Regions from separate parts of the Homo sapiens genome. Here region 1 is linked to region 2. Evidence: chromatin loops called from intact Hi-C (ENCODE). Cell type or tissue: ascending aorta. All regions are shown on one strand. Each heading gives the region's core, and the rest is flanking DNA. Links, peaks and the distances in the headings are about the cores only. Region 1 holds the start of ITGB1BP2 (integrin subunit beta 1 binding protein 2). Region 2 overlaps LOC124905198 (a long non-coding RNA gene).

What was found. A loop is a pair of places that touch in the nucleus more often than their neighbours do. Peaks named below come from ENCODE experiments on the same cell type or tissue, not always from the same donor. Only the 100,000 strongest peaks of a DNase experiment are listed, where the experiment ranks them.
Region 1: a loop joins it to region 2, with 2.9 times the contacts of the local background. A loop is called at or near these places in 7 of 110 quality-filtered maps.

The regions. Positions count from the first base shown.
Region 1 is chrX:71,300,391-71,303,284 of GRCh38, reverse strand. NONO (non-POU domain containing octamer binding) reads right to left here. Exons shown (of 12, transcript NM_007363.5): 12 at 2,117-2,894. It overlaps ITGB1BP2 (integrin subunit beta 1 binding protein 2), which reads right to left and starts at 1,535. Exons shown (of 11, transcript NM_012278.4): 1 at 1,415-1,535; 2 at 1,099-1,148; 3 at 952-1,008; 4 at 729-874; 5 at 1-23. The coding sequence starts at 1,478. In ascending aorta, for the core only: no CTCF peak of the experiment used is centred there; a DNase peak (open chromatin) is centred at 1,744; H3K4me3 peaks cover 1,443 bases; H3K27ac peaks cover 1,756 bases.
Region 2 is chrX:71,361,090-71,364,004 of GRCh38, reverse strand. It overlaps LOC124905198 (a long non-coding RNA gene), which reads right to left. Exons shown (of 3, transcript XR_007068263.1): 3 at 2,172-2,600. Among named protein-coding and RNA genes, the nearest start is that of TAF1, 3.8 kb to the left of the region's middle. In ascending aorta, for the core only: no CTCF peak of the experiment used is centred there; no DNase peak of the experiment used is centred there.

The DNA of each region.
Region 1 (2,894 bases), core at 395-2,894, 61 kb after region 2:
GCAGCTTCAGAGGCAACTCTGACCTAGGGGTTAAGGGTGGTGATTTAGTTCTGACCCATTAGCTATGATTGCTAGCTCCAACACTCCCACCGATGGTAATGGAATTAAAGAAGCCTGGTGAAAGTGAGGCAGAGTTGGAGAGGTTGGGTAGCAACCCCATTGCCAATTTTCATCTCTGTGGACATCCCAAATACCTGAACCCTAGAGAAATCCCCAGCACTTCTCTTACCCATCTACTCAGTTGCTCTAAACCTAACCACTTTTCTCTGCAGAACTGAGTCATATCCTCTTCCTCTTTATCTAATCGTGGACCTAATATGACTTCCTTCTGTTGCTCTTATTATTCCCACAAAATTTGGGAAGTCTCCTGGCTGCCAATAATACAATACATCCTTTTCTTGATATGAGATTTATCTTAAAGTTCTTTTCTAGAAAGAGAAGTCATTCTCAACAATCCCTTTTGTGTTATACACTAAGGATGTATTTGTGAGGGGCTATCTACTCTGTTGATTCAGGTATCTATCCCATCATCCCACACCACCTTAGAGGAAAGGGCGTTATTTCCAGACACAAATTTCCCCTAAGGCACAGGATATACACCATCCAAACCCTGACATCTGGCCCTCCTCACATCCCTGGTCCCTAGTTCCCAGTCCTCAATGACCCATTAATCACTCCTAGGAAGCTACATGAAAATAAGAAAAGTCCAGGGGCCTCCTCCTCTTTACTTGGGCCTCTCCCGGCGCAAGGTCTCTGCTGACTTTGGAATCACATTCAGAGGTTTTTGCTCCTGAAGTGAACTGCTTGTAGCAGGGCCTTCAGGTTGAGGGGCCTCAGGAAGCTTCTCAGCACAGTGTGGTCCCATAGTACAGCCCTAGTATAGATAAGGAGATAGGATTAGGGATAGAATCCTTCTATTGGGGGCAGAATCCAAGTACATAAATAATTTACCTTGATGTTTAAGAACTCAGAGAAATCTACAGTTCGCTTTCGGCAGCAGGACCAACCCTGATAACAAGAGACCCAGATCAGCTTAGCTTCCTGGGTATTATCTCTTCTGGGAAATGCTCTTGCTAACCCCCCTCACCTACTCCTCACCTTAAGTGCATCATGGAAGATTGGGACCCCAGGGTGATGGCAACAGGAATCTGTGGACATCAGTAGAAGTTATCAAGGAAGGGAAGATAACTATACCAAGTATCATTTTTCACCTCTTCCCCGGGTTTCTATTTATGGTTTCTTCCCATATAATGTGAAGAAAAAAAAAAAAGCCAGCAAAGGCTGTAAGATCACTCAGACCAATTAAACTAGGGCAGGTAGTTTCTTTCCCCGCTCCTCAAACACACTGCCCCCCAGCTGACCAGTCCCCAACACCCACACAGAGCCCCTGGCCAGGTCAGGATTCTTTACTCACCAGGAAGGTTGGTATTAGGGTCAAAGTGCTGCCCACAGCCTTTGTTACGACAGAGTAGAGACATGGAAGCGTTGGTTGAATGATTACTGAAAGGGTATTTCAAGGAGTCTGGCTGCCGAATGGGGAACACCTCTTAGTCTGGAGGCTTTTAGCTGCCTGGAAGGGCCAGCTGTTTCTATCTTTAGTTCAGGAGGCGTACACCTCCTAACATGGGCAAGGGAACTTCAATTCGTCTTTCCAGCCAATAGGAAAGAGCTCGGGGGCATTTTAGCTCTGAGGCTCAGGAAAAAAGGATCAGGCAGAGTAGGGCTTTGAACTTGGGTGAGGTCAGCTCACCACTACTGAGACAGTTTTAGATTCACCACAGCAATTCCAAGCCTTGGACACAGCAGCAGCTGCTAAGAAACAAATACCAATTTTGAGACCCCCCCCGCGCCCCCAGCTCGATGAGGATTAAGCCCATTTTCTTCCTCTTTCAGAGGGGCAGCTTTCCTCCATCATTACTTCCATGTAGTATCAATAGCGCTAATCCTTGCCAACCCCTCCAGCCATTTGATGCACCTCATCCCCACCTCCTCCCCATGTTTGTCTAGATCAATACTGTAATCCAAAGGTCATAAAGGATTACCTTTATAGAGTCTACTGCTCATCTCCTAAGATAACTCCCCTCCCTCCTTTCCCCTTCAAAAACACCACAGAAAATTAAAAGGCTTAAAATGTATTTTAATAGGTTGATGCTGCATTACTGCTCCATTTTTCAGAAAAACTCCAAATATATGAGACAAATCAAACACAGTACACCAATGAAAAAAAAAATGCACAGCATGACTACCTAAGATAGGCGAGTCTAAGAGCTACTGTCAGACCTTCAGTATACAGTAACCCTGTTCCCAAGATTGTACTAGGCCTATCAAGAAAAGCTGTGAACAGCAACATCATAGACACAAAAGGGTCATTCCTGGGTGTCCTCACCCAAGAAAAAGATGGAGGCAAGTTAACACAAGATTTTTTTTTAAAGATACACTAAAATGAAAATCTCTAAGAGAAAATGTCTTCTTTAGGACATGAAGGGGTAATATATGGGGTATAACAGAACCGTATGTACGCTGCCTGTGACCTTTGTGGACGTTTGCCTGAATTCTCACCTGGGAGTGAATGGAGCAATGGGGCTAAGGTCATTGGGGGATGTTTGGTTTTTGTGGTGTATGTGGCAGTTTCTCTGGGGCTGGGGGAGTGTAAGGATAAGAAGCAAGTGAGGTTGGGCACGGTGGCTCACCCCTGTAATCCCAGCATTTTGGGAGGCCGAGGTGGGTAGATCACGAGGTCAGGAGTTCAAGATCAACCTGGACAAGCTTGAACCCGGGAGGCAGAGATTGCAGTGAGCCGAGATCATGCCACTACACTCCAGCCTGGGCGACAGAGTAAGACTCCGTCTCGGGGGCGGGGCAAGCAAATGAAACAAGATGGACAAAAAAAAAAA
Region 2 (2,915 bases), core at 304-2,803:
TTTTTGAGAAAGTCTCACTCTGTTGCCCAGGGTGGAGTGCACTGCCGACCTCCTTCTCCCGGGTTCAAGCGATTCTCCAGTCTCAGCCTCTTGAGTAGCTGGGACTATAGGAGCATACCACCACACCCGAATTTTTGTATTTTTAGTAGACACGGGGTTTCACCGTGTTAACCAGGCTGGTCTCAAACTCCTGACCTCAGGTGATCCACCCGCCTTGGCCTCCCAAAGTGCTGGGATTACAGGCGTGAGCCACCGCGCCCAGCTTGGAATGCTTTTTAATGTAGTTTATGATAGTTACGTAGCAGCGCGCACAGTGGCTCACGGCTGTAATCCCAGCACTTTGGGAGGCCGAGGCGGACAGATCACCTGAGGTCAGGAGTTTGAGACCAAGCTGGCCAACATGGTGAAACCGTATCTTTACTAAAAATACAAAAAAATTAGCCAACACGGTGGCGCACATCTGTAGCCCCAGCTACTTGGGAGGCTGAGGCTGGAGAATCGCTTGAACCCGGGAGGTGGAGGTTGCAGTGAGCCGAGATCGCGCTACTGTACTCCAGCCTGGGCAACAGAGCGAGACTCTGTCTCAAAAAAAAAAAAAAAAAAGTTATTTAGTACGATATTGTCTCTTGGATGCTTGTGCTTGAGGAAAAGCAGACTGAATAAAGGTAGAGGCTTGTAGGATGTGGAAGGAGACTTCAGGTCCTATAAATATAAAAGATAACTTTTTTTTTTTTGTAGAGACAGGGTCTCACTATTGTAGCCCAGGGTGGTCTTGAACTCCTGAGCCCAAGCAATCCTCCCGCCTTGGCCTCCCAAAGTGTTGGGATTACAGGTATGAGCCACCACACCTAACCTAAAGATACAATTCTTTTTTTTTTATCTCCCAGCCTGCTCCCAGCCGAAAGATACCATTCTTGATTCAAAACATGGTTTCATATATTCACATTGTTCGGTCCAAACAGTAAAATAAAAAGTTTTTAAAAAATAAAAATAGGCTGGGCACGGTGGCTCACTCCTGTAATCCCAGCACTTTGGGAGGTCCAGGCGGGCAGATCACCTGAAGTCAGGAGTTTGAGACCAGCCTAGCCAACATGGTGAAACCTCGTCTCTACTGAAAATACAAAAATTAGCCGGATGCGGTGGTGGGCGCCTGTAATCCCAGCGACTCGGGAGGCTGAGGCAAGAGAATCGCTTGAACCCAAGAGATGGAGGTTGGCAGTGAACTGAGATCGCACCACCACACTCCAGCCTGGGCAACAGAGCGAGACTCTGCCTCAAAAAAAGTTATTTAGTACAACATATTGTCTCTTGGATGCTTGTGCTTGAGAAAAAGCAGATTCAATGAGAGGTAGAGGCTTGTAGGATGTGGAAGGAGACTTCAGGTCCTATAAATATAAAAGATAACATAATATTCTTTTTTTTTTTTGGTAGAGACAGGGTCTCATTATGTAGCCCAGGGTGGGCTCCTGAGCTCAAGCAGTCCTCCCGCCTTGGCCTCCCAAAGTGTTGGGATTACAGGCATGAGCCACCACACCTAACCTAAAGATACCATTCTTGATTCAAAACATGGTTTTATATATTCACACTGTTCTGTCCAGAAAGTAAAATAAAAATTTTTTAAAAAATAAAAATAGGCTGGGCACGATGGCTCACTTCTGTAATCCCAGCACTTTGGGAGGCCCAGGTGGGCAGATCACCTGAAGTCAGGAGTTGGGACCAGCCTGGCCAACATGGTGAAACCCCATCTCTACTAAAAATAGAAAAATTAGCTGGATGCGGTGGCGGGCGCCTGTAATCCCAGCGACTCGGGAGGCTAAGGCAAGAGAATCGCGGTTGGCAGTGAACCGAGATCACGCCACTGCACTCCAGCCTGGGCAACAAAGCAAGACTCTATCTCAAAAAGAAATGTTTTTAAAAATAGGCCGGGCACAGTGGCTCACGCCTTTAATCCCAGCACTTTGGGAGGCCAAGGCAGGTGGATCACTGGAGGTCAGGAGTTCAAGACCAGCCTGACCAACATGGTGAAACCCCATCTCTACTAAAAATGCAAAAAAATTAGCTGGGCGTGGTGGCACATGCCTGTAATTCCAGTTACTTGGAAGGCTAGGGAAGGAGAATAGCTTGAACCCGGGAGGCAGAGGTTGCAGTGAGTGGAGATCATGCCACCGCACTTCAGCCTGGGCAACAGAGTGAGACTCCATCTCAAAAAAATTTTTAAAAAATGGTTTTACATAAATTTACCTTGTGACCCAACAATTTCACTCATAGTTTTCTACCCACGAGAATTAAAACATATGTCCACACGAAACTTTGTACATGTTCACAGCAGTGTTAATAATAGCCAAACAGTAGAAACAACCCAAATGTCCATCAACTGATGAATAGATAAGCAAAGTATAGGATATCCACATAATGGAATATTATTCAGCAATAAAAAGAATTGTAACCAGGCAGAGTGGCCAGCACTTGTAATTCCAGCTACTTTGGAAGCTGAGGCAGGAGGATTGCTTGATCTCAGGAGTTCAAGATTCAGTGTGGTATGACTGTGCCTGTGAAAAGCCACTGGACTTCAGCCTGGGCAACACAGCTAGACCCCATCTCTAAAAAAAAAAAAAGAAAGAAATGAAGTACTAATGCATGCTACAAAATGAATGTGCATTGAAAACATCCAAAATGAAGTAAGTAAGTTACAAAAGACCATATGTCATATTATTTCATTTATATGAAATACCCAGAGAAGACATCTGTAAAAGAAAGTAGACTAGTTTGTCTAGGGCTAGAGGTGGGAACAGGGATTTACTGAATGAGGCATCTTTTTGGGGTGATAGAAATGTTCTAAAACTGGATCTTGGGGATGGCTGCACAACTAAGTAAATGTATTAAAAATTATTAAATTGTACACTTGAAATGGGTGG